Linked DNA regions of Mus musculus: region 2 is linked to region 1. A link is a loop called in an ENCODE intact Hi-C map of the cell type or tissue named here. Cell type or tissue: left cerebral cortex. All regions are shown on one strand.

Region 1 (2,500 bases):
GCTTAATGTTCTGACATGGGGGAGGGGCATATATTTTTAATTTAGATCCTTCCAGAAGGTATAGAAAAATAAAGTACAAACACAAATCACTTGACAATTTTATGATTCAAACCAACAAATGGAAAACAGACAGTTTTGAGTGTTGCTAACACAGTCAGGCATTTCATGCCAACCCAGTCATCCATCCCATTTCTTGGACCTATTTCTAGAGGCGACCAAACGTGCGTCTGAAGATAGAATCACTTCGTTTTACAGCAAAGTATCCGAGAGGAACATGGGCGAGAGAATGGTGGAAAACCGCTGTTTCCTAAACAGCACTTAGGGGCTCATTAACACTCAAAAGTGAGGTTCCCGAGAGACATGAGTGACATCCAAGGTGCTACCTGTGACCGAGGGAAAGGACATGGGTGTCTCATCTTCGGGTACAGGGAGCTGGTCTTCTGGAAAGACACTGTCTTAGACACCAAGTAGAGGAGTCAAACGGAAGACGTTAACATTCACTTCATTCTTGCTTGATAAGAACATGAGATTCCGGAATAGGCCATCCAGAGAACAGTGAACAAAGTCTCCAGTGAACAGGGCTGAGGTGGGGTTTAGCAGTTCATTTACAGTTGAGGAAAACTATTTTTGTCCTTTGGCCGAAAAAACACACGAAGGGAGGGAACTTAAAACCCCAGACTGCTCGACTCTCCCCGTATTTTCTGCTTGAAGCTGGATAAAAAGCCTAAGCTTTGGGCTGAAACTCTGTTTATATAACGACCACAGCTGCTCCCCAAAATAGCTGCTGCTGGATGCAAGAATTATGGCATTTTGTTGCTAAACACCCGAGTCCATTTTCTATAGAACTCCACTGCATTTTCCCCCTCGCTTTTGCTGCCTTGGGTCTGACAGGAGATGAAGAATCTGCGGACAGCTTTGAAAGCCAAGGCTCATTTCGGCAAGAACGAATTTAGCTTCCTGTTTTAGTCTGTGTGGCAGACAATTTCCAGACAATTGGGAGCATCTTAACTGTCTCTCTTGTAACTATTCCATCTTCCAAGGTGGCAGGCAGTGTGGCTGATCGTGAGACCCTTGAAATTCACAACCCTCTGAGAAAAACACAGCATTCGTGTGTGTGTGTGTGTGTGTGTGTGTGTGTGTGTGTGTGTGTGTGTAGGACAAGCTCAATCCAGGACTGCTGGCGTGGCATTTAATAGGGTGCCCTCCCCTGAAAGTAACAAAGAGAACCCTCATCAAAGCTATCAAACACGATTAAAAAAATACAAAAGTTATTTTTTCTCCTTTTGATTGCTATTTACTTGTGACAATATTTGTTAAAAATATTACTTCTGTCTTTGAGAAGAGATCATTCTCTTCATATAGTATGGAAAAATAAACTCTACTGAACACACAGTCAACACTCCCCACCACCAGGGGCTTTTGGCTTTCACTTCTCCAAGTAACATCACCAGCGTGGATGTCCTATGTTTTCTAGTAGGCAGACATTTTTTTTTTTTTTTTTAACCCACACTACCAGAGCTGGAAACAGAAACGAATGAAGGGGCAAGGCTCACATAACACATCGAAGGGGGAACTCAGAAAACAGCGTGTTCTGATAAGTTAACAGAGTGAAAGGTTGACAGTGGTTTCCAGCCCTCCTAAGAAGTCACGGGGTTGTCGCCTCATCTCCTCTGACCACTCACAGCCCTTCCAAACCATGTTCGATGTCTCCAGAAGGGTGGGGAGCCATTTAGGCCAATCATCAGTGTCCCTGTGAAGGAGGACTTAGCTTCCACACCTAGGGTCATCTTTAACTGAACTGGATGAATGGGAGAAGACAAGGATACAGAAAAACAGCAAAATGTTTATTTTCTTAGAAAAAAAAGTGAGGAGGGAGGGGTTGAAAATGATTGTGGTCACGTGGTCACACTTCCATTTGCATCTGAGCAAAAGCCAATGCTACAAGCTTAATCCTGCACTAAGAGTCCTAGTAAGCGGAACAACCTACTGCTCACTTGTTCCTTTGTCACTTCCGGGAGTCAGGTTAGGTTACAACAGGCTTTCAATCAATTGTGGCTCTTTCAAGCAGAGAAACTAGGCTCACCGTGGCCACCATCCCATGTCCAAAGCCCCACGTTACCAGTGAGAAGCAAGGCTCAGGCCATCTCTGGACCACTCGAAAGAGATGGATAAGGAGAATAGAAGGGAGGGGATGCTTGACATCAAAGCAGAACCAGGCTAGAACTGACATCTGTATCAGAGTTCACCTCTACCCAATCGCCGAGGATACAGGCTAGAGAGCATCCTGAAACCAATAACATCTTTAAAGTGAACTGCAGAATTTTGCTGCATACTTGGACACGAGAGAAGTGAAAAGTTGCAACAAGTTTTAACTAGCAGCAACAAAGAAAGTTCCAGAACAGTTTTTTTTTTTGTTGTTGTTGTTTTTGTTCTTGTGTGTGTGTGTTTGTGTTTAGCAATATTCCTCTGCAGGTTCATTAAGAAACACTGTAATTTAATG
Region 2 (2,500 bases), 200 kb after region 1:
CCCAACACAATACTAAAAAATGCCTCCAGCCTGGACATGGTACAAGGTGTGAACCATCTTCATCCTCAGTACCACATGTCAATCAGTCACACAGCACCCCTGAATGGGGATGCTCTTCATCGCATCTGTGACTCCTTGAGACATTTAAGTCTCTCCTTTTGAGAGAGAGAGAACACAAGAGCCTCAGGTGTTATCCTCAAAAACTTTGTCCACCTCCTTTAAGATAGGATCTCATTAAAACAGTTTGTACAGTGCCCTATCACTGTCCAAGAGATCCATACAAAATGATTAAGGGAGGTAGGCTGGGGAAGAGGTAACAAGAAAACAAAATTGTCAGTTTTTTTTTTTTTCAACTTGGAGTGGAAACTTTTAACCCTGAAAAAGGAAGAAGCTAAGAAGAAGCTGGGATCCTTCTAGAATGAACTTCTCCCTGCTGAAGGATGTGGATTCTCTCTACCAACCACACAGTCAGTGGAGGGAGGGCAAGTGGGGTCTATGTTCCAAATTTGATGGGGTGTAAAGAGAGTTTATATTCCAAGTGAGCTGCAAGCTAAAGGCCAGAGGCACCTCAGCCCTCTTGAGACATCCTCCCATCTAAGGGGTCCAGAGCACTTGTGTTTCTGTGCTTGAAACCTAGCTCGCACAGTACCACCCACTAGAACGCTGAGCGCCTGATCTCGGAAGTACTAGTGCCAGCATTTAATGGCTTTAAATGTGCCGGGCTGTTCCATCCCAGGGACCCTTCCTACTTGTTAAGTAGGGGGACAAAAACAGATGATGGAGTCCAGATGAATTTCCAAATCCCATCAATTGGATTGCTAAAAACACTGCACATACTCAGTTAACCATATAACTCTGCTCCATAAGTACAAAGGTGGGGGTGGGGGTGTAGAAACCCCCAAACTCTGCATCTTGGACTTAACAGACCCTTCTTAAATATCACCTAATCTTCCTTCCCCCCCCCCCATCGGAACTGAAGTAGTCCAGGCCCACCCATGTTTGCTTCCTCCTGGTACATCCCAGTTCCACCAAACTCAAAGGTTATTCTCATTAGGTAGAATGTGAACAGCATCGCCTTGAATTGGAAGGTGTTTCTTATAACCGTTTGTGTAATGAGCTTGTCAGCTCCTCACACGTCTAAAAGAGAAATTAAAAAAAAAAAAAAGTTCAGGGGATCTGTGGCCAAGCGGCCCCCTCCCAATGTCTGAGTCAGAGGAGCTTCACAGAGGAGCTTCACTGAGGTTCTGGTTGGTCAGGGTGTATCACTTTCAGAGCTGCAGAGCAACTGAACTTATGGCTGTCTTCCAGCCACACAGAGCATAAGCTCTATTTTAAAACACTCTTCCGAACTCACAGGCGATGAAGGTATCTCCTAGGTTGTCAGCTTCCGACTGGAAACAAATCACTTCCCTCTCAAACTGTGCTTGCTCCCTCAAGATTACTGCGTGTTTGGGTGTGTATATTTTTATCTTGGGCCAAGCAACTCCACAGGCAAAGATAGGCACCCCCCAAATGTTATCAACATGCCTGAGCCATTCAGAGCCTTCGCAAGAGGAATGAATGGGCGATGAAAGCTCTTCGGCCTAAGGACTTCTCCCACACACACATGACAGAGGGGTATAAAAAATATCTCTCTCTGGAGGGAGGGGGCAGGGCGGATGATAGGGAAGGACATTAAGCAGCAAAGGCAGCCCAGCCGCCGCGGCACTTCTCGAACTGCCTGCAGAGGTGGAAAGGAATCTGCTCATGTAATACAACCAAGCACCCTCCGGCTGCCGCGCAAGGGCACGAATAATAAATACACCCAGGAAGACAAGCAGATGTACAGAAAACAAGCCACCCCAAAAAGGTCAAAACTTCAGAAATCTCGGGGATCATATCCCCCACACAAACGCATCCATCAGTGGGAACGAGGGAAGGGACTTGGAGACTTAGCCAAAGATTCTAAATTTGGGTGTCTTTTTTTTTCCTTCCCAGCTCCTGCTTGCAAAGTAACAGTGGCTACAGGCAAAGCTAGAGAAGAGCAGGAAGGCTGAGGGCGGCGCGGGGTGCGGGTGGGAAGGGAGGGGTGTCTCACACCAGCCACCCAGGCCTCGATGTGACGAAAGTCGTCAGCAGCCCTAACCGCATCCCAACCCCTCCACCCTGCAAGCAGACGCCCCCCTCCAACTCCCCCAGCCTGGCTCCGGTCCCTTGCAGCGAGCAGCCCCAGCAGCCCCGCAGCGGCAGCCCCAGCCAGAGAAGAGCGCCGGCAGCACCGGGATCGCGGCTCCCATCCCTTCGGCAGACACCCCGCAGGCCTCCCTCCTCGCCCACCCGGGATGCCCAGCGCGCCGGAGGTGGCCCCCGCTTACCTTGGGCGCTCGCGGGGGGGGGCTGAAGGTGGCAAGCCCCCCGCCCCCCGCCCCTGGCCTCCTCGCCTCTTCTCTTCCTCCCTCCTCCACGTCCTCCTCTTCCTCCTCCCTACAGTGTGGCCGGGGCTCCCCCTCCTCCCCGCCGC

What was found. Peaks named below come from ENCODE experiments on the same cell type or tissue, not always from the same donor. Only the 100,000 strongest peaks of a DNase experiment are listed, where the experiment ranks them.
Region 2: it touches region 1 in a loop (5-fold over the local background); 1 of 42 quality-filtered maps calls a loop at or near these places.

The regions. Positions count from the first base shown.
Region 1 is chr1:151,890,762-151,893,261 of GRCm38, forward strand. 1700025G04Rik (RIKEN cDNA 1700025G04 gene) reads right to left here. Exons shown (of 6, transcript NM_197990.3): 6 at 1-2,500. Among named protein-coding and RNA genes, the nearest start is that of Edem3, 140 kb to the left of the region's middle. In left cerebral cortex, a CTCF peak has its summit at 1,423; DNase peaks (open chromatin) are centred at 267, 501 and 820; H3K27ac peaks cover 376 bases.
Region 2 is chr1:152,087,578-152,090,077 of GRCm38, forward strand. 1700025G04Rik (RIKEN cDNA 1700025G04 gene) reads right to left here. Exons shown (of 6, transcript NM_197990.3): 1 at 2,355-2,500. Among named protein-coding and RNA genes, the nearest start is that of 1700025G04Rik, 1.5 kb to the right of the region's middle. In left cerebral cortex, no CTCF peak of the experiment used is centred here; DNase peaks (open chromatin) are centred at 1,557 and 2,073; H3K4me3 peaks cover 2,106 bases; H3K27ac peaks cover 1,371 bases.